Linked DNA regions of Homo sapiens: region 2 is linked to region 1. The links are chromatin loops, found by intact Hi-C in ENCODE. Cell type or tissue: endothelial cell of umbilical vein. All regions are shown on one strand. Each heading gives the region's core, and the rest is flanking DNA. Links, peaks and the distances in the headings are about the cores only.

What was found. Peaks named below come from ENCODE experiments on the same cell type or tissue, not always from the same donor. Only the 100,000 strongest peaks of a DNase experiment are listed, where the experiment ranks them.
Region 2: it touches region 1 in a loop (2.2-fold over the local background); 7 of 110 quality-filtered maps call a loop at or near these places.

The regions. Positions count from the first base shown.
Region 1 is chr2:215,596,448-215,608,082 of GRCh38, reverse strand. The region is part of intron 1 of LOC102724861 (a long non-coding RNA gene); the gene reads right to left. Among named protein-coding and RNA genes, the nearest start is that of LINC01614, 120 kb to the left of the region's middle. In endothelial cell of umbilical vein, for the core only: no CTCF peak of the experiment used is centred there; a DNase peak (open chromatin) is centred at 5,852; H3K27ac peaks cover 1,584 bases.
Region 2 is chr2:215,687,512-215,698,075 of GRCh38, reverse strand. All of the region lies in intron 5 of LINC00607 (long intergenic non-protein coding RNA 607), which reads left to right. All of the region lies in intron 7 of LOC102724861 (a long non-coding RNA gene), which reads right to left. Among named protein-coding and RNA genes, the nearest start is that of LINC01614, 25 kb to the left of the region's middle. In endothelial cell of umbilical vein, for the core only: no CTCF peak of the experiment used is centred there; DNase peaks (open chromatin) are centred at 4,265 and 5,575; H3K27ac peaks cover 3,058 bases.

The DNA of each region.
Region 1 (11,635 bases), core at 1,673-9,672:
TTGCATGTATAATATTTAATAAACCTCAAATTCCTTTCTCCTAACCCTGCTGACAAAAAAAAAAATGTTTTCTGCACTAAAACTCTGTGGCAGTTCACAAGGAATGTAAAATCTGGCTCAAAGCTTACTCTGCTGCCTTTGTATTGTCTGCAAAGAGCAGAGTTTGCAAACTGGCTGCCTGTGGGTGAAATCTGCTCCACATATGGTTTGTTTGGACTGAAATATGTCTTCAAAAAATGAGCCAAAATTTTAGGTTTAAGGCATTTTACATGATAACCCAAATTCAGAGGGAGGAGCGATCCTTCTCTTTAAAAATTGGAAAATGTCTTACATCCTCTGTCTCGGAAAAAAATCACCTGGAGCTGAGTAGTAATTGCCTGCTTGAAATGGGTAGAGTCAAGGAGCTCTACCTCTCTCCATCACGTATGCAATGTCTGCATGAGCATGCCTGCCTGCTGCCCTCATGCGTGTATATTACCTGCTTGGTCCTTGGGCCAGCCACAGCTAGACAAGATGGGAAATGTAAAGCAGACTTCTAAAGGAGACTGTTTATTCCCTGCAAAGGGAAAAGTACTCCCAACATATTTTTAAGGGAAAGTAGAAAATAGAATTGGATTTTAAATTAATACACCATTTTGTATAACTTTGTAGTGATTTGCTTTCTGAACTTGCCTATTGTATTAGGGTTCTCTTAGAGGGACAGAACAAATAGGATATATGTATATGTGTGTGTGTGTGTGTGTGTGTGTTATATAACTCCCATATATAACATATATATAAACTCCCATATGTGTTATATATATGTGTTATATATATAACACATATATATACATATGGGTATGTGTATATATACACATATATATACATATGGGTATGTGTATATATACACATATATATACACATATACACATACACACACACACACACATATATATATATAAACCCTTGGAGGGCAAGTGTTATGGGTGAGTTGTGTTCCTCCAAAATTCATATGTTGAAGTCCTAACCTCTAGTACCTCAGAATATGACTGAAACTGGTTATATGTATATATATATACACACACATATATGTGTATATATGTATATATGTGTATATATGTATATATGTGTATATATGTATATGTATGTGTATATGTGTGTGTATATATATATACACACACACACACACACACACATATATGTGGGAGTTTATTAAGTATTAACTTACACAATCACAAGGTCCCACAACAGGCTGTCTGCAAGCTGAGGAGAAAGGAGAGCCAGTCTGAGTCCCAAAACTGAAGAACCTGGAGTCCGTTGTTTGATGGCAGGAAGCATTCAGCATGGGAGAAAGATGTAGGTGGGGAGGCTAAGTCCGTCTTTCCTTTTCATGTTTTTCTGCCTGCTTTATATTTGCTGGCAGCTGATTAGATTGTGCCCACTAGATTAAGGGTGGCTCTGCCTTCCCCAGCTCACTGACTCAAATGTTAATCTCTTTTGGCAACACCCTCACAGACACAACCAGGATCAATATTTTCTATCCCTCAATCCACTCAAGTTGACACTAAATATTAACCATCACACCTATTACTTATTATATACCATTTTAAGTAGCTTTACATGGACACTTTTGCATGCATGCATGCACACACACACACAAACACACACCCACACACACACACATCCACCCCAATATTAATATCTAACATCTGGACGCTGGCTAATGTTTAATTTTTAATGTAACCATTATGCTGGAAGGCATTCATTTGTGGTGTAACCACAGCTTCAATTCTGGTGTTATATCTTTTCTACTTAACTAGTTTCATTAGATTTCGAACTGAAGAGTAAATTAACTCATCTTTTATGACCCTTTATATTGCAAGGTGAACTTGAATCATCTTATTAGATCCATGTTAGACATATGCTTGGTGTTGAACATTATCTGTACATATATATGAAAATCTTTATGATGGCATTTGAAAGTAGGACATAAACATTGTCTCTCATAAAAACCTAGGCACTTCTAAGTTTCATTATAAAAGTTCCTCATTCAAAAACAGTATAAAAGAGAATTGCCATTTTAAAGGAAAACTACATGAAATGTAAGTTTTGAATGAAGAGTTCCTTGGCTTTGCTTTTCTTCTGAGCAACGCTTCTCCTTTTATGTTTTGCACAAGCTCATAACAATTTTTCTTACAATCTTCTAGACTGTAATATCACTACTTTCCATTTTTCCTACAAGGTAAGCACCCATACCGTCAATATATCTTAACATCAAGGGCTTGTGAGCAGTTTCTTTCTGATATGTCAAATTATTTGTAACCCACTTCATAGTGATCAGAGATGGTTAATTGGTAAAACTGATTAATAGAGATAAAAAGCATAGCAGTAAAAAAAAATAACATGGAGGAAATACAAATGGATTATTCATTTAGGATTTATTTAACTGTATTTGGAATTGTCATTTTGCACACACATATAAACACATGTGCACACCCACAGTGGTTTTAAAATCTATATGAAAGGTCTTATGTCATTTTACTATATCCTGAAAAATACTTGCTAAGTCAGTTTATAAGTACAACCATTGTTATTCAAACTCTTGAGTTATTACATGTTAAAATGACTTTATTTATTTACTTAGAGATAGAGTCTTGCTCTGTCACCCAGGCTGGAGAGCAGTGGCATGATCTTGGCTCACTCTAATGTCCACCTCCCAGGTTCAAGCTACTCTATTGCCTCAGCCTCCCATGTAGCTGGGATTATAGGAATGCAGCACCATGCCAGCTAATTTTTATATTTTTAGTAGAGACAGGGTTTCACCATGTTGGCCAGGCTGGTCATGAACTCCTGACCTCAAATAATCTGCCTGCCTCAGCCTTCCAAAGTGCTGGGATTATAGGTGTGAGCTACCACGCCTGGCCAAATGACATTTTTTTGAAAATAAAATTTTTAATAGCAGTATTAAATGTGATTTTGATCCTATTAGTTAGGTTTAGGGGAGGGAAGGCCCAGGTTTAGAGGAAGAGAAGGCAATTAGTGAGATGCATGCAAGGCCTTTAAGTCACAGACTCTAGAGGTAGATTTATTTATTATGGCACAGCCAAGCCAAAAGGTACATGCCCTTGAAATTATGTCAGAAGTCTTGAACACATCAATCTGCCCTCAATTTTTCTTTCCACACTAGTATGAATTTCACAGTAAGAATATCCTTCAACCCCTCTAGCCTCCTTCCCTATTCTCCACTCCTCTTTACAGCAACCGCCTCCAATAAGTTGTCCACACCAGCTGTTGCAACTTCTCTTTTCCTCTTCAACCCACTTCTGTTGGGCCTTAATCCTGGCCCACTCAATGAAACAGTTCTCAAATTCTCTGATGCAAAAGCCAATGATGAAGTCTTGCTGCCATTCCCTTCTGGAATTACTTTTCTTGACTTCCATCCACCACACTCTTCTAGTGTTCCTCCTACTGCAACCGCCTCTCCTTCTTAGTCTCCTTTGATTAATTCTCCTCCTGTTCTGAACCTCCCAACAGAGCAAGGCTTAGTCTTCAGACTTTGATACCCTGCCCCATGTCCCCAGGTCCACTTCTCTGCTTCTCTGCCTAAAAGCTTCCTCCAGCTCCTTCGGAGCCTCAAAGTAGCAGCTGCTTAAGACCCTCAGGAGCATCCTTCAACTGGTGAATTTAGGAATTGGTGGATAAACACTGAAAGTTCTTATCTCTTGGCAGGACAATTCTCCAGGGTGCTCTACACAGTTCCTCAGAGGGTACCCAGTGGAACTGAACTCCAGTTTCTCTAAGTAGTAACCAGTTTATCAATGCCCCCTGTATTCCTTTTATTGGTTTGCTTCCTTTCCTTGTTTCACTTCCCCTCTTCCTCACCTGTGTTTCCCGCCACTCAGTTAAATTAAAGTCATTCAACACCTTATATTAGGATTGTTTTCAGGAGAACTCAGAACTGAGATAGAACTTTTAGTGATGCTGACTCCTTTGGTGATTGGAAGTTTCTAGTCCTGATTCTTTAAATTTTGGCATACTTTGATAACTCCCAAATGTATGCACGAGCCAGGTCCTCTCTCATGAATCTGAGACTAGCATTTCTGACCTCCAGCCAGACATCTTTACTTGGATATCTGATAGGCAGCTCAATCTTAAACTCTTTTCTTCCTCTAAATATGCCTCTCCTTTATCTTCCTAGTCCTGGTAAATAGTGTCCCATCTTTCAAGTGGCTCAGGTCAAACTTGGGAGCCATCCTTAACTTCTATGCCTCTCTGATATCACACATCTGATCGCTCAAAGCGTTTCTACTTTCTCAATATATCAGGAAACTGACCGGGTTTAAAAAAAATCTCTTTCACCACTATTGTCCTGGCCCCACGACCGTCATTTCTCACCTGTGTTATTCATTACAGTAGCCTCCTAACGGCTCTACTGGCTTCCATACTACATAGTCCCCTACAGTTTGCTCAGTACATAGCAGCTAGGATGATCCTGTTGAAACCATGTCATACTGTGTGACTCTTCAGCTAAAAACCCTGCAGAAGCTGCCCATTCCACACCTGGAATAGTAGCTAAAAACCTCATGATGGCCTACAAGACCGTCCATGACCTGGGCTCCTCATGCCTCTGACTTCACCACCTACCACTTTCCCTCCTGATGTTTCAACCACACTGACCCCTTGTTTTTCCTTGAACTCAACAAGCACACTCACATTTCACATCCAGTGAGGGTATTATTTCACAAAACCTTCGTTTCAGCCAAGATGTGTGTGCCTGGATGTGTTGGGGTCTACATTACATGTATTTCTTACTTTGGGTCATGCTTTTAAAAACATTTGAAAAATAGTAGCTTAAACATTCATCTGAATCACGTTGCCCTCGCTGATGAAGGATTGAAAGCTCCATTCATTTATGCATTCCATATTCTCTGCAGTAATCTTTCTAGTATGTGTAATACTGTTGCACACCAAAAAAAAAAAAACAACAAAACATAATGTAAGTTTTTCAACTCCTAAGACATGAGGTTGTAATTAATTAGGCTGTTTAGATTATGGGGCACAGCCAGCTTCCCTTGGAGGTCTTTATTTATTGGGTAAAGGGACTTTACAGAGGATTTTCTCAAAATTGTATAAAAATTTAAGTTAGCATCTTTTGTCACTGAGAAAGTAGGTATGTACTGATATTGGCACATGGCCATTTAGAGAACCAGTAGCAGAGATTAGTTGAAGACATTTAGAGAAAATGACTTTCCTAATTAGAGAAAACATAAAAACTCAAGTAGTACTTAAAACTTTCCACTTTGATCATCATCCTGAAATAAGGAACTTTATTTTATTTTCTTTATGTACTTTTATTTAATCCACTCTCAGAATTTACTTGTGATTTTTATAATGGTATCCTTACAAATTGCACAATAAGAAAGTGATCAGAAAAATCCCATCCAAAAAATGGAAATAAACTAATGATTTGAACAGTGTTAGAAGGGAGGCTGAGCCTAGATGTTGGATGTGGGTTGAGTATAACAGGAAAAAAAAAAAAAAAGCTGCAGGAAATCAGAATGAGAGCAGACATCAGAAGTTGAAGTAGGAAGAAAGTGATTAAACATTCTGCAGGATAATTTTGGTACCATCTTGGAGTTCAGTTGATATAAATAAATATGAGAGCCTTCAGTAATTATTATTATCATCATTACTGTACTCTTCCAGGAAATTATAGCTTATTTAGTTCTTTATTCTTCATATTAATGAAGTGAAGTTTCATGACAACCCACTAAGAAAATAAAAAAGAAAATAATAAATCAGCCTGCGATTCTTAAAAGCTTAATGAAATCCAAACACTTCCCAATGGAAGATGACTCAGTGACACAGAATTGGCAGTAGTTTGTAGTTAGATCATTGGTTTTTATTGGAATATTTCCGATTTTAAGGAGGCATCTGTAGAACCTTCCTTCCTCTCATAGTCTGCTTGGATTTATTTAAAGAGACCTGGATTTGAGTCATCAACTGGAAAAAAACAGTAGAAATATCCCTTAATTGCTTAACTACATTTTTCCAATGGGTGTTAAATTATGGTAGTTTGAATTTAAAATACAGACTAGTCCCATTCAAACAGCTTTTTTGGCACTAATAAAAAGGAGGATGAACAGCCCACCAATCTCAAACCTCTGTAAGGGGTGCACAACAAGATTTGTAATTACGACTTTGCCATCCCCAGAGTTTGGTGAAGAAAATGTTACCTTTGCGTACATGCTCATTTTATCCCCTTGTCCTGGCTGCTCTTTAGGAAATGAAAGCTTTGAAAATGGGCTGCTAGTGCTTCTACATCTGGAAATATCTTCAAATGGGCAACACCTTGTCTGTTTGAGGGGATTTTTCTCTGTTAGCTGGCCCATTAGTGAGTCAGAAATAACTCTGGCTCTATGCAGGTGGTGGACCTACTATACTTCGCTTTTGCAACCCAAGAACAGCTATTTTATCATATTGAGCTAGATGTCCCTTATACCAATTCTCCCCCTAAAAATAATTTTTGAAAAGATTTTCTTTATCAAGAACTTAGAATATGTCATAAATGATCTTATTTAAGCTGTACAACAACCCTGTGAATGCCAATTTATCCATTCAACACTTTCTGTTAAAACTAGACAGGCACTGTCTAAACACTCAGAATATGGTGATGGGCAAGACAGCTAGAGCCCCTCAATAAACCCACATTTCAGGAATTTGGATGTGCAAATTACAATGAAACCAAAGGAAACTATTATAAACTGTGACAAGTGTTATAAGACAGAAAATAATAGGAGAGGTTAGTAAGATCCCCTCTCAAAAGGTAATGGTTAAGTTGATTCAAAAGATAAGGAAGTCCTCATGAAGCCCATGGGTGAGAGGGGAAGAGCTTTCCCAGCTTGACGGTGAAGGTTTGCAAATGTCCTGAGGTGGAAAAGAGCTCAGTATATTTAAGGAGCCTAAAGAAGACCTGTTCAGTTTTAGTAAAAATAGCAAAGAGAGAATTGTTACAAGATGAAACACAATTTTTATTTTCGGCAAGTAGTCTGGCACTTATTGATAGATTGGTGTATTAGTCAGTGTTCTCCAGAGAAAAAGAACCAATAGGAGATGACAAATAGGTAGATAGATAGATAGATGATAGATAGATAGATAGATAGATAGATAGATAGATAGATAGATAGACTAGAAGGGATTTATTATGGAAATTGGCTCATGTAATTATGGAGACTGAGAAGTCCTATGATATGCCATCTGCACACTGGCGAACCAGGAGAGCCAGTAGCAGAGCTCCATCTAAGCCTGAAGACCTAAGAACCAGGGGAACTGATGTTATAACTCTTAGTCTGGGGCCAAAGGCCTGAGAATCTGGGTGAACTGCTGTCCCAGAGTACAAAGGTCAGAGAACCTGGAGTCCTGATGTCCAAGGGCAAGAGAAGATGGGTATTCCAGTTCCAGAAGAAAGAGAGAATTCACCTTTTCTCTGCCTTTTTGTTTTATCTGAGCCCTCAATGAATCGAATAGTACTTATCCACATTGGGTGAGGGCAGGTCTTTCTTACTCAAGCCACTGACTCAAATGCCAGTCTCTCCCAGAAACACCCTCACAGATACACCCAGAAATAATGCTTTACCAGCTCTCTGGGTATGCCTTAGCCCAGTCAAGCTGACAAGTAAAATTAACCACCACAAGTAGGGAATGGAAGCTCAGATAAATAAAGCAGTATCCTCAAGACTGAGTAACTAGTAATACCTCAAGGCTCCTAAACCAGCTCTGTTTGATTCCAACATTTTCTACAAAGCTATAACTAGTTATAGCTTTTTAGAGTAGATGGCCTAGTTTGGCATTACTTAAAATCAAAACTCACCCAGCAGTGATCCCTGTCGGCAAAGTGAGGCTTCCTAATTGCTACCCTGCGGAAGTGCCAATGGCCTCCATTTTGGGTTAGCTGCCTGAGAAGGCTGTCTACCACATGATGCAGGATGCGAGCTATCTGTGTTTTCAGTGGGGCTGAAGATATTATGGTATAAAATTTTACACTTCACAGTCCAAACTCATCAAGTATGTGATGTGATCATTAAGGAATATTAAGTCATTCGTGGGTAGGCCTTTAGTAGTTATTGAGTGGTACTATTTTTCTATTTATTAATGAAAATTATGTGTGTATGATCATATGTGAATATCTGTAAATACTTACACACAAAAACACCATCCAATATTATCTTCGTTTTGAACCACAAACACACGATGTATCTTTAAAAAGATACATTCAATCATAAAAAAGTTTAAAAATAAGATATTAAATTCCAATTTATTTAAATTTTTATCAAAGATCTATTTCTGTTTGCTAAAGGTAGGGAGTCTAAATATTAAGCCAATCAACTTATAGATGTTAATTTATTAAATATTCTCAATAATTCTATGCTGTGACACTTAGAATGTCTGTTTTACAGGTGAAGAAACAGGTTCAGTGGGGTTCAGTCCCCTGTTCCACCTCACAGAGCTAGGCAGGATCAGAATTCAAGTCTCCTTTGCACCTCACTCTGCTGATTTCCCCAAGACTTTTAAAAATTATTTTCCTCTTTTAGGGGAACTATTACACTGATGATGCATATTTACACTCCCATATTTCAAAGCTATTATCTCCTCACTGGCTCATGTCTAATGAATTATAAATATTTCTGAGAACTATTTTCAGATTGAAGGAAGAAGTCATTTGGGTCTTTTATCTAAACTTTCACCTGCCTTTAGAAATTAATTGCCTAGGATATGCCAATTTTCCTTCTTTCATCAGCCGCAAGATGTAAAAATGTCTCTTAACTCAATGCTTTTTTAGTGGAAGAAGGGAGAAAGGTGGCAAACTAGCATTCCCCTTTGAGTTGAATCATTTGAACTACATGTACCGATATGTGGCTTTGATTCCTCCATCAGAAATACAACACATTTCATTATATTTTCATGATGACAGCACTGAAAAAAATAGTAAGAGTTTCCTCTTTCTGGCCATTTATCTGTAACTGGTATTTTGTGTAGTATGTTTAAGAGAGAAGAATGTTTAAGAAGGAAAAGACTAGAAAAGTTATTTTATAATTTATCAATATACAAAGCTGACATCTCAAATTTTACAACAATCACCAAAAAAGGCATGCTGTTACTGAATTGTCAGAAGTATTTGTGTGTGTGTGTGTGTGTGTTTGTGTGTGTGTGTAGGCCACCACTTGAACTCTAAGATCAGAGATTTCCTTGTAGATTAAAAGAAGCCCAAGGATCAAAAAGAAGAGATGTAGTTTTTATACTCTGCTCACAGTCAAGACATGCATGAGATTAGTCATATTTGAATATTAGTGTTTTGAGTTAAGCAGTACTACCAGATTTGGCATTGTTGGTCTAGACTAATTGGGATATACTTTAAAAACAGATGTTCTACGGCGGCATTTTACTCTCTTCCAGTAACACATTTTAGGAAGAAGCTCATGTTTATCTTACCTAACTTCTGTCCACCCACCAGAAGATAGATCCTCTCAGAGACCTATGTCCTCCCAGCTACACCACTGAAGTGAGAGCTGGGGTGGAGAATTTAACAACATGACTCAGGGGCAAAACTAGTGTTTGTAACTGACCACAAGGCTTCCAACGAGTGGTCATGGGAAAGAACCTTATAAATGGAAAGAACAAAGGGTGCAAGTTTCACTAAATGTGAACCCAAATCCAGGCTGCTCAAATTTTAAATAAAATGGAATGGACTTCTCCAATGAATGTAATACAAAACCAAAGACCAGATGTTCTAATTTTAAAAACAGGGTTGGGGAAAGATAAATAAGCTTTGATACCATTGTGGAGAGAAGCCATATATAATATGGGCTCTGGCTGACTGAGAAAAGGAATACCCAGCTGAATATCCCAGGGTAGAGCAGAGTATAATGGTGTCATTAGGTCCCTTGAGTTATTGGGAAGAAAACCTATGTTTACAGCCAAATGCCCATAGCTTTATGGCAATAATGGATAGAGAGAATTATAGACATTTATATTTGAGAGGGGTCTTGCCCTGTCATCTCTTCTATCTCTTTTATAGTATCCCAATAGGTGAACATACAATTTTTCCTTCAGAGGGGTCAGAAATCATGTTCATCCCTCACAAGGCAGCCCTTTCTTGGCCGTACAGTTGTAGTTGTTAGAATGCTCTTCACTAGTCTGAGTAAAAATATACATATCCATTGTTCATAGTATTGATGTATGAAATCCGAAAGCAAAAATTTACATATACTTCTGTAAAACATAATAGCTACTCTAATATTTGAATATGTTTATCACATCTTTAGTCTTTGCTTCTCCAAATGTTATTCAAACATTACTCATCTGACATGCTTCCTATTTCACAGTCTCTTTTGCCTTCCCTTGAATGTTCTCTAATTTGTTAGTATTACCTTGATGCCTTCACACTCAGAATTGAACACTGTATTCTAGCTAAGCCAAAGGATACAAGAGGCAGGGGATGCTCAAGGCTGTATTTTCCTTTCGTATCTTATTAGAGGTAATGTCAGAGTTAACTACACCAAATCTGGACCTTATGTCTAAAAATGTAGGTTCTTCAACAATTCAATTAGTTTTAGATCCCTGTGACTAGTGATAGGGCCACAAGACAGAGGGCAATGCTCAAGACCTTGAAGGAAGTACAAATATTTCACCCCAAAATATACTTCTTTACTTATTTCAAGATGGCTGTTCAGAGCGCCTGCAAACAGAAGTAGCCCTGCAAAGCTGTCTTTTGTAGGGGTGTGGAGGAAGGGCAGAGGGGTTGATTTGCATCTGTAAAGAATCTGTATTGATGCAGCCAGGCTATCTCTGAGGGCTTCCCTTGTCCAGATCTAGGAAAGATTAACTGAGAGTTCGACACCTTTGAAGGTCTGAAAAAAACATTTATCATCTAGTCTCTCTAAAGGCTGCTGTCTGTGAGGTTTCATCTACATATGAAGAGACTTCAAAAAGTTCTTGGAAAAATGGACTTCAAAGATAAAAATTAAAAGTGTAAACTTTCTTACTCAACATAAGACACATCAAGGTTAAGACACTTGCAAGCAATGATACCAGCCATTTAGTCCATTCCTAAAGAACTGAAGATCCTGGGAATTTCACCGTGTCAATGGAGTCCTTTTTCTGTCATTAACTGAAGAAAACTGGACACCCTTTGCAGATTCTTTTAAGATAAGGAAACAAAAAGATCTCAGAAGTAGCCAAACTGGGACTGTAAGGTGGATGCCTAATAATTTCCATCAAAACTCTCACAAAAATGCACTTGTTTGATGAGAGGAATAAGCAGGAGCATCACTGTGGAGAAGGACTCTCTGGTGAAGCTTTCCTAGGCATTTTTCTGCTAATGCTTTGCCTTATTTTCTCAAACACTCTCATAATAAGCAGATGTTGTTGTTATTTGGCTCTCCAGAAAGTCAACAAGGAAACTGCCTTGAGCATCCCAAAAGACCACTGCCATGGCCTTTGCCCTTGACCAGTCCAGTTGTGCTTTGACTGGGCCACTTCTACTTTAGTAGCCATTGCTTTGCTTCTGCTTTGTCTTCTAGATGGTCCTGGTAAGGACGTTTCCATCTCCTGCTACAATTCTTTGAAGAAATGCTTCAGGTTCTTGACCCCACATGTT
Region 2 (10,564 bases), core at 524-8,523, 91 kb before region 1:
ACACATTTCAGAGAATTGTTATCATAAAATCTATATGGGAATACTGAAGAATATGCAGTAATACAATACTTTTGTATGGCAGGGGAGAAGTATATTTCACTGAAAAGAGATAGTTAGGGCAATAGAGCTATAGAGGCAGAGAGACAGACAGAAAGAAAGGGACAAACAGAAAGAGAAAGAGAAATAGAGAGAGAGAGATGGAGGATGCACGAACTAGATCTACAAATTAGGCAACAATCTGCATGGCATCATTTTAGAAGTACACACATCTAATAAATGTTTTGATAAACGGCTATTCCATTCACCTGGCCCATGCCTAAAAACTTTCCCACATATTTCCTCTTTAGCACTAAAAGCATTTGTTAAAATGTCAGTGTTATCTAGGAGGATTAACCCACAGGGATAACAGCCTTTAGACTCATTTCTTTTCTGTGTGTGTGTTTTTTTCTTTTTTAATCTTTCTAACCAGGCCTTTGGCAAGACCTTGAGGGACTATATTGGGGAATAAAGAGAGAATGCCTTTGGGAAGCCGAGGTGGGCGGATCACGAGGTCAAGAGATCGAGACCATCCTGGCCAACATTGTGAAACCCCATCTCTACTAAAAATACGAAAATTAGCTGGGTGTGGTGGTGCACTCCAGTAATCCCAGCTACTCAGGAGGCTGAGGCAGGAGAATCACTTGCACCTGGGAGGCGGAGGTTGCAGTGAGATCATGTCACTGCACTCCAGCCTGGCAACAGAGACTCCATCTAAAAAAAAAAAAAAAAGGGAGAGAGAAAGCTTTAAATGAGGCAAAGAAGAGACAATTGGCAAAAGTCCAAGACATGGGATATTGCCAAACCAGAATGCAGTTCTGCAAAAAGGGCAGTGGACATCATGTGGGTAGGAGGATACAGAGAGACAGAGAGAGACGCAGCACATTTTGGTGTCTGCATGTCCCCACCTTCTTGGCAACCCAATCCTAAGTCTGAAGCTGTGTAAGTAGACTCTATACAAAGCAGAATGGCTAAACAGCAGGCTTCTCCTCTAATCACCAGCAAACCTGGCCTGTCCCAGTGGATGGATTTAACTTCATCCCTTCTTCTGCTCCTGCTAAGATAAAGTCTTCCCTGAACTATTACTTTTTCTGTAGACTTTTCCCTTCTTCACTCTTACCAGGCCCCTGGAGCTATAACTTGTTGCTCATTCTCCATTCATTGGCTTGGGGTTTAGTCCCAATTCAGAGGGTGTGTTCCAGATTGACATTATCTTTTATTGACCCCATTTTTTTCAGGACACCTTAGTGAGTTTAATTTGGGTTACCGATCACCATACTTGGAAGGGAGCCCCAGAGTTCAGTAAATTTCCCCAGGCTTGGTCTATTTGTTCTAACTTTTCCAATTTCCATGTTGGCCGTTGTTGAGACTTTATGAAACTTTGCAGCTTGTCTACCTGTAAAATATATATATATATTTTAAGAAAAGAAGAAAATGACAAATTTACCTCTTTTACTTTTACCATGTAAAGGCCAAATAATCACAAGGCCCCATGTGGCTGACTCTCAAATCAACATAACAATAAAAATAATATTGTCAAGTGAGCAAAAGGAAATAAAAATAATTTTAGTAGAATTCACACCTCTTTAAGGTCACTAAGAATCTGATTCACACTCCACAGTGACCCTTCTTTAAAAGACCTTTTTCCTTTCCTCCGTTCTTTTCCTTTTACATTCTATACTGCTTCTGAGCTTTCTATTTTCCTTTGAGAATAAAATGACTTTCTACTTCACTGATAAAAGTAACTGTGGGGGCTTGCATTTCCGCTTCCACCACCATCACCACAGCCCGATATTCAGGACCTACTAAGCCCCCAGTAGGTCCTTCACCCAGTAGGTGAAATCCCCAGTAGGATTTCACAGAAATCCCGTGTCTTCACAGAAAGAAGGCTGTGCTGCATCTGTGGAAGGCGAGTCTTCCCTCTGACAGATGTTCTCTTCAGAAATTCCTCCATGACCCTGTCAGCAAGTACTAGCATTTTTGTTTTCACATTTGTTGTGAACTAGTAACCCTAGGCAAACATTAATGTAAAACAACAATGTTTCAAGTTGTGGGAAGCAGGCTGCCATGGAGGGCATCTCGGATTTGCAGTGACTTTGAGCAGGGAAAGATCTGGAAGGAGGCAAAGCAATACATCCATCAAACCCATGGATGCCCCTAACAGAAACAGGCCACAAATATTCAACAAGCGCAGAAGAGAAGTACAAATAAGAAGACTGGAATTCATAGTCCAAAACAAGGATTAGTCTATGATAGATCCAAATGGATATATCCATGCTAAATCCATTTACCTCAAATATCCATATGGTATATCCATGCTAAACCCATTTAGCTCAAACACATTTAGCTGAAACCTCGAAAAATACAAAACTTTTTTATATTGGAAAGATATTGTATAATTTAGGCCTGAAAAGTTGCAGTAAGAGAAGTCAACGTGTTTAAAGCCAACTCCTTCTCCTGCCTCTTTATCAGTCTTCTTTATCTTTAAGCACCTTTTTTTTTTTTTTCCCAATGATGCACCCTTCTTCTCAGTCTATAAAAATGCCCAAGTCTCTTTCATCTTAAGACAAATATCCTTTGGCTCTCTTCTTTCTATTAAAATGATGCTTCTTTAAAGAGTAGTTTATACTCTTTCTTTAAAAAATTAATATTACTCTTTTTTTTTTTTTGAGACTGGTCTCAACTCAGTGAGCAAACTCAGCTCACTACAACCTCCACCTCTCGGGTTCAAGCGATTCTCATGCCTCAGCCTCCCAAGTAGCTGTGATTGCAGGTGTGCACCATCACACCTGGCTAATTTTTGTATTTTTACTAGAGACGGAGTTTCACCACGTTGGCCAGGCTGGTCTCAAACTCCTGACCTCATGTGATCCACCTGCCTCGGCCTCCCAAAGTGCTGGGATAACAGGCGTGAGCCACCATAACTGGCCTTAAAAATTAATATACTTTTAATTGAAAAATCACAATTGTATACATACATGGGATACAATGTGATGTTTTGATATATGTAAGCAATGTGAAATGATTAGATCAGGCTAATTAAAATACTCCTCACCTCACCTATCATTTTTTGTGGTGAAACATTTGAAATTTACTTAGTTATTAGTTATTCTGAAATATACATTATTACTGACTCTACAATAAATCTCAAAATTATTCCTCGTATCGATCTGAAACTTCGTATTGTTTGTCTGACAACTCTCCATTCCCTCCCTCTTCCCCTCCCATCCCCAGCCTCTGGTAATCACCATTCTACTCTCTACTTCTGAGGTCAACTTTTTTAGATGCCACGAATAAGTGAGAACATGTGGTATTTGTCTTCCTGTGCCTGACTTATTTTACTCAGCACAATGCCCCCCAGGTTCATCCATGTTGCCACAAATGAAAGGATTTTTTTTTTCAAGGCTGGGTAGTATTCTATTGTGTATATATCCATTCGTCAGTTGATGAACATCGAGGTTGATTCCAAAACTTGGCTATTGTGAATAGTGTTGCAATGGACATGGAAGTGAAGATATCCCTTCAACATACCAATTTCAATTCTTTTGGATATATACTCAGAAGTAGGATTGCTGAATCAATAGATTACTGGATCTATTTTTAGTTTTTTGTGGAACCTATATACTATTTTTCACAATATCCGACACTTTCCTTTTCTCCACATCCTCATCAATGCTTATAGTTCTTCTTTTTGATAAAAGTCATTCTAACAAGTGTGAGGTAATATCTCATTGTGGTTTTAATTTATATTTTTAGTGTTCACTATTCACTCCTCCATTTATTGCAGCTATTTGCAGCTTTGCAAAATTCACCAGGGAAATCCTTATCATTTGGCACCATGGACACAACTCACTATTTATCTTACAGTGCCCCTCACTTTGATTTATTTGACTTGTCAACTACTTTGTCCTTCTTGGTACCCTACTCCCTAGATGTCTAGGATATTGCCTCCTCTCTCAATCTTTCCAGCTTGGTCTCCTCTGTGGATTTTCCTTTCTTTGCCCATATTGATGATATGAAGTTCCCCTCCTAGAGTTGCTGCTTATATTATGCTATTATTCCATGCACTTTCCCTGGCCTTACTTCTCCATACTTGGGCTAACTGCTATCTCCCTATATTTGTCAGAGTGATCTTTTAAAAATATGAGTTTCAACGTATTTCTCTGCTGCTTAATCTCATCATTCATTCCTTGCTAAGTACAGGAAAGGCTGAAAATTCCTTAACAGGACTTATAAGGTCCTCTTTGCTCTTGAAGCAAGCTGTTTTTTTTTTCTTTTTTTTTTTTTTGAATGTTTATTCAGTGAGTGAATGGATGACTCACAAATCTGTGGCTCTGGCCCTGAACTTTTCCTTGAATTTTAAATTTGCAGACCCAGAGGTCTGCAAACAGCTCCCAACAGCTCCCAGACCCAAACAGTTCCAGTTGGATGTTTCACAGACCTCCCTCAAACCCACAATACTCCAAAATGAATTTATCTCAGCCCCACCTGCTCCTTTTTCTGTATTATCCAAGTTACCACCATCAGAGAAACCTGATAATTATTCTTTACATTTGCTCGTTCCCTATATTCACTGTATCATACTGATTCCCCTCCCAAATGCTCCTTCAATTTGTTCCCACCTTTCAGCACCATAATTTATATCCTTGTCTTTTTTCACCTAAATGATTGCAATAGTCCCCAGCTGATTGCCTTAATTCCAATCTTGCCTTCCCCCAACTTCACATCCTCCACGCTATCACCAAAGGAATCTATCTAAAAACCTTTAAATTTCCTCATTTAAAAATCTTTCAGCAGTCTCTTATCCCTAGAATAAAATGCAAGCTTCATTGCACAACATAAAAGTCATCTACAATCTGACTCTTCTTTATAAATCCAAACTCATCTATTTTCTGCCTCAAAGCTCAATAACACACAATGGCTTGTGATTATCTGGACATACCATACTGTTTCATAGGCTGGAACATTTGCTCATGTTATTCTCTGTTCTGGGCCTGACTTCTACCTCTTCTTCATCTATTGAACTGGACACAATCTTGTATTGGGAGCTGCACCTTTACCAGGAAGCCTTCTCTGATCATCTAGGTATGGCTAAGTGTTCATATTTATTCTGTTCCAGAAGGCAGATTGGCTAAGTAGTTGATGTTCAAACTGTTTAGGCGCTTAGCCCAGAATCACAGCTTACCAGCTATACAACTTTGGGCAAGTTACATAATTAATCTCTCTCTGCCTCAGAAAGTACTCAATAAATGTTAGCTACCACAATTATAATATTATCACTAGGAGCCTTACTTTCCAGTGTAAATGCACAGCCTACCTCATGTACCAGGAATCTCTGAGAGGAGTTTAGAAGGACTTTACTCTTCTGGATTGATTACTATCTTCAAAAGCAACAAAGAAATATTTGAATGAAGAAGGAATGTGAACTACTCTTCTCATTCTGGCAACCATCTTCTTAGCTAAGTTTTCTGAGGGCTGGGGGGAGGTGGATGCATGGACTCATTCTTCCCTCCTTTTTACATTATTTTCCTTCAGTGTGTTTATCCATGGGGAAAGCTGGTGATGTCATATGTTTATGTGACCTGAAATGTTACTCACCCTATATAACATCATTATTTGGGCTTTTAATTTAAAATGACCAGAAGAATGAGTTAAAACACAGAACTATTCTATGCCAAGACCAAAGATTTTAAAAATATCCAACAGCGATATAAATTTGATTTGTTTTAGCAATTTAATTCGAGGTAATTCTTTTCTTTTCCTGAAGTGTTTTTCCATCTTCCATGTTTCAAATTCTCCACAAAATAAATCCTTCAGTAGAAATGACAGAAACAAACCTGAGACTTTATGAGCAAGCCATAAGAAAGGCAGAACCATTGGCAATAGGACCCAGAAACTAAAACACCCATTCTGTCTTTGTATCCTGCCCTTGCCAGTATAAAATTAGTGTGCAGAGAGTATTTTCCAGATCCTTTTTCTTTTTTACAGATCCAGTTTAATGACCCAAATTATAAGATTTGGATAACTTTCTTTGGCTGCTCTTTTCAGAATATAGTTGACTTCACCATTAGGCAACATCTCCTGATATTTAAACTAATTGTTTTGTTTTGTCAGCTTCATCTCACTTTTCTGGGTCACATTGTACTGATTTAATTCTAACTAGGTATTTGAGCTCTTAAGTTTGAAAACTCCTCAATCACATTATATGCCCACGTATAAAGTCTCTTGTTTTAAGTCTGATGGTACTATGTTAAATCATGACAATTTGACGTGTTTGGGAATGGGCGGCTTCGGATAGCTGGCCCTTTTAGCATAAATCTTTCTGCATTTGTATGTTTATGTCACACATTTTGTGTAACAGTCATTCTACAGTGTGGTAGGTACATGCTGCCCTAACTCATTTTTTTAAATTGTGATAAAATTCACATAACACAGAATTAACCATATTAAAGTGTACAATTAAGTGGCATTCAATATGTTCATGATGTTGCACAATCATCACCTGTATCTAGTTCCAAAACATATTCATCACCCCCAAAGGAAACCCTCTATCCATTAGCCAGTCATGGCCATTCTCCTCTCCCCTCTGCCCCTGGCACCCTCTAATCTGCTTTCTGTTTGTTTGGGCTTACCTGTTCTGGATATTGCATGCTGCCCTAACATTATCATCTCAAACAGTACAAATGCCTTATTTTTGGTTAGTGCTATGCAGATTTCTAGGATTTTCCTGTGGATCACCTCATTCTTTATGAATATTTGAGATATTGCTATTACTAGATAAATCCGTGTTCTAATTCTCTATTAGAAAGGCAAGTTCAGGGCTGGGTGCAGTGGCTCACGCCACCAGCACATTGGGAGGCCAAGGCGGGCAGATCACAAGGTCAGGAGACAAGACCAGCCTGGCCAACACGGTGAAACCCTGTCTCTACTAAAATACAAAAAATTAGCCAGGCGTGATGGCACGTGCCTGTAATCCCAGTTACTTGGGAGGCTGAGGCAGGGGAATCACTTGAACCCGAGAGGTGGAGGTTGCAGTGAGCCGAGATTGCACCACTGCACTCCAACCTGGGTGACAGAGCAAGACTCCATCTCAAAAAAAAAAAAAAAAGGGCAAGTTCAGATTTTATTACGTTGGTTGTTAAAGATCTGATTTCTTTAAAGATATCATTTATGCATCCACAAAAACAGAGGTCCAGCGATTTTGGTTAACTTATCAGGTCAATCTGTGCCTTTCTCTGCACATCCCTGTGATCAGCAGGTGTCTGAGATTTTTAGTTGTTTGAAGATGCAGGTGTGTCTACTGACCCTACCTATGCAGCTTGACTCAACATTCCATCAAAAGAATGCCAACCCCTGTGTATTGACTAGGTATGTTAATGCTGATTCTTCATTCCACCAAGGCCAAGTGAATCTTGGAGTAAAGATTTTTTTTTTATTTCCATTTATTTGCTTGGAAGAATGATATGCAGACACTGCTAGTTGTCATTCTGTGCTTGTTCTCCTTTTCTATATATTATGTAACTCATGATTTTTTTGCTGATTACAGTGACCACCTTAAATATTCTATTTGCCAGCCTTCTTTCCAGCTGATTGTGGCCAGTTACTAAGTTCTAACCAGTCTGGCCAATGAGATGCTTATGAAAGCATCCTATTCAACTTACGAAAGTATCCTTACAGGGGAGAACACGCCTCATTTTGGTTCTTTGTTCTTCTAGCTGGAAGGTGGACTCTATACCTGGAGACCCAGCAGCCATTTTGAATATGAAGCAATCTTTGAAATGGGAAGCTGGGTTCCCAGTTAGAAGGAATCTTCATCCCTGACACCCAGAGCTACATACCACTTCTAGACTTTCATATGACAAGGAAATGTTTTAATCCTGTGTAAGTGACTATGTTGGGTTTTCTGTCATGTGCAGCCAAACCTAGTCTTAACTAATACAATTCCCAATATAAGCATATTCCACTGAAACCTTGAAGTCTTTCTCACATTCCATCTGGATTTGCCCCATTCTCTAAGGAAAGGATCTTATTATACACGAATGTTGTCATACAGTGCATGCAATGTCCATCCAGCCTTTGAAGATATTCCTATTTCCATTAAAAATCTTTGTGTCTTATTAGTATTAGTATTAATCTTATTTTCCAGAAGTAGGATCCTAGAGAAAAGAAAGATATAATTTCAAAAAGACCCCAGAAGTTATCCAATCTCATTGCCAATCTGACGATGCTAAAACCTTGGCATCTCACATGAAAGCTGTGAAACTAGTATTGTTTCCAAAATTCTTCCATCTCTATTGTTATTGCCATTACAATCATTCACAAAGTAATTAGATGTCAGGATAGTTTGTTTTTTAAAGTGGCGTGGGTATCTCACATGGAACAAAAACTCTGAAAAGAAGAAAATGACATTATTATAATTAATGCAGTTTTTAAGACTGTGTTTTAAGACAAATATTTCAAAGCACAAAGCATAATGGAAGAATGTGTTAGAAGTTAATAGACTGTGAACACTGATCTTGAGTCCCTCTGGACTTTTAACCACTTACGTGATTTTTGAAAGCCATTAAAAATATAGTATTAAATAGAGGTTGTCATCTTCCTTATACTTTTAAAGAAAACAGAAGGCAGAGCTAATTGGAATTGAGTTTAATGGAAGAGTTGAATGAAACTCAATGAAAGATCAGCAGCTTGGGAGGCCGAGACAGGAGGATCCCTTGAGCTAAGGAGTTTGGGACCAGCCTGGACAACACAGAGAGGCCCTGTCTCTTCAAAAAATCAAAAAATTAGCCAGGTGCAGTGGTGCATGTCTGTAGTCCCAGCTACTCAGAGGCTGAGGCAGGAGGGTCCCTTGAGCTAAGGAGTTTGGGACCAGCCTGGACAACACAGAGAGGCCCTGTCTCTTCAAAAAATCAAAAAATTAGCCAGGTGCAGTGGTGCATGTCTGTAGTCCCAGCTACTCAGAGGCTGAGGCAGGAGGATCACTTGAGCCTGGGAGGCCAAAGCTGCCACCATGGTCATGCCACTACACTCCAGCCTAGCTGACAGAGGGAGATCCTTTCTCAAAAGCAAAAAAAAAAAAAAGAAAGAAAGAGCAGCTGAATTGATTCCCAACTTCATCTTACTTCATCTTGGTACTAACAGTCATAAAAGCTTAGAAGAAACATACATAGCCAAGCCACTCACTAGAAAGGCAATGAAAATTATTTTCCTTTCTGATAAAAGTTTCATGTAATGATTTCACTGTGAGAATAGTTCCATATTTCATTATTCTATAAACAAGCCAACTCCCTCTATTTGTTTTGTACAGGGATGGGTTATGCACACATACACACACACACACACACACTCACACACATACACATATTATATGTAATATAAATATATTTACATGAGTATTTGTAGCTTCTGTCTTTTCTAAATGATAGAGATTCTGTATTTCCTTACTTGTTGGGCCCATGAGACTGTCTTATGAGTTTGGGAATCATAGCTGGATAGACATCGAAAGAACAGACAACTACCATTGGTGGTGTGTGCCTGTAATCCCAGCTACTCCGGAGTCTGAGGCAGGAGAATTACTTGAACCTGGCAGGCAGAGGTTGCAGTGAGCGAAGATCACGCCACTGCACGCCAGCATGGATGACAGAGCAAGACTCTGTTTCAAAGAAAAAAAGAAAGAGAGAGAGAGAGAGAGAGAAGAAAACATCTTTTAAGGTTGGGAATCATAGCTGGATAGACATCAAAAGAACAGACAACTACTGTGAGAAGAAAACAAATACATTGGTAAGGTGGAAGGGATGAGAGAAATTGAAAATACAAGCACTGAGTTGGAGGCTGAGTTCTAGGGGAGTTTCAAAGGACAGGAACTGCTGGGGGACACGGCTACATATGGGTGGCAGCGCTAGTGGCAAATGGACAACAGAGGTTTCTAGTCTGCATTGTGAACATAATTTTCCTCCTGGAATTTTTAAGGAAAGTGAAAGAAAAATTTACACTGTTTTTAGTTATTGTTGGATGTTAGGCTGATGTTTTCTGAATGTAGCACTGAGTTTGGACTGGACTATTTAATACATTTTAATGTATACATTCCTACTTGCCTCAAGGATGTATTGGTGATCTTTTGGGATCAGAGTTACATTTTGCTGGTTAGAATTAAATCTGAGCTCTTCTTCCTCCTCATCAATTTTCAAAAACCAAACTGCCGAGTTAGCTTTATCGACACCAACCTGAGCACTAGGGAGGTTGATTTAAACTATCTTGTAGTAATTAGAAGTGAGTTTTTGTCAAAAGGAATAAAAATAGATGAGTAAGATAATAATGGAGGTCCTGTCTAACAAAGACTTGGAGGTAAATAAATACTAAAAGCAATTTTCATGAATAGAATGAATGGACATTTCTGGTTCCTTTTTATCTTTTCCTCCTTTTCTCCCTCCAACAAAATCCATTTCAGAAGTGAGCACTGAAAGGAGTGGTTGATCTTTAAGTTAGCCCACATGACTTATGTAACAAAACACAGGCCACCAACCATCTA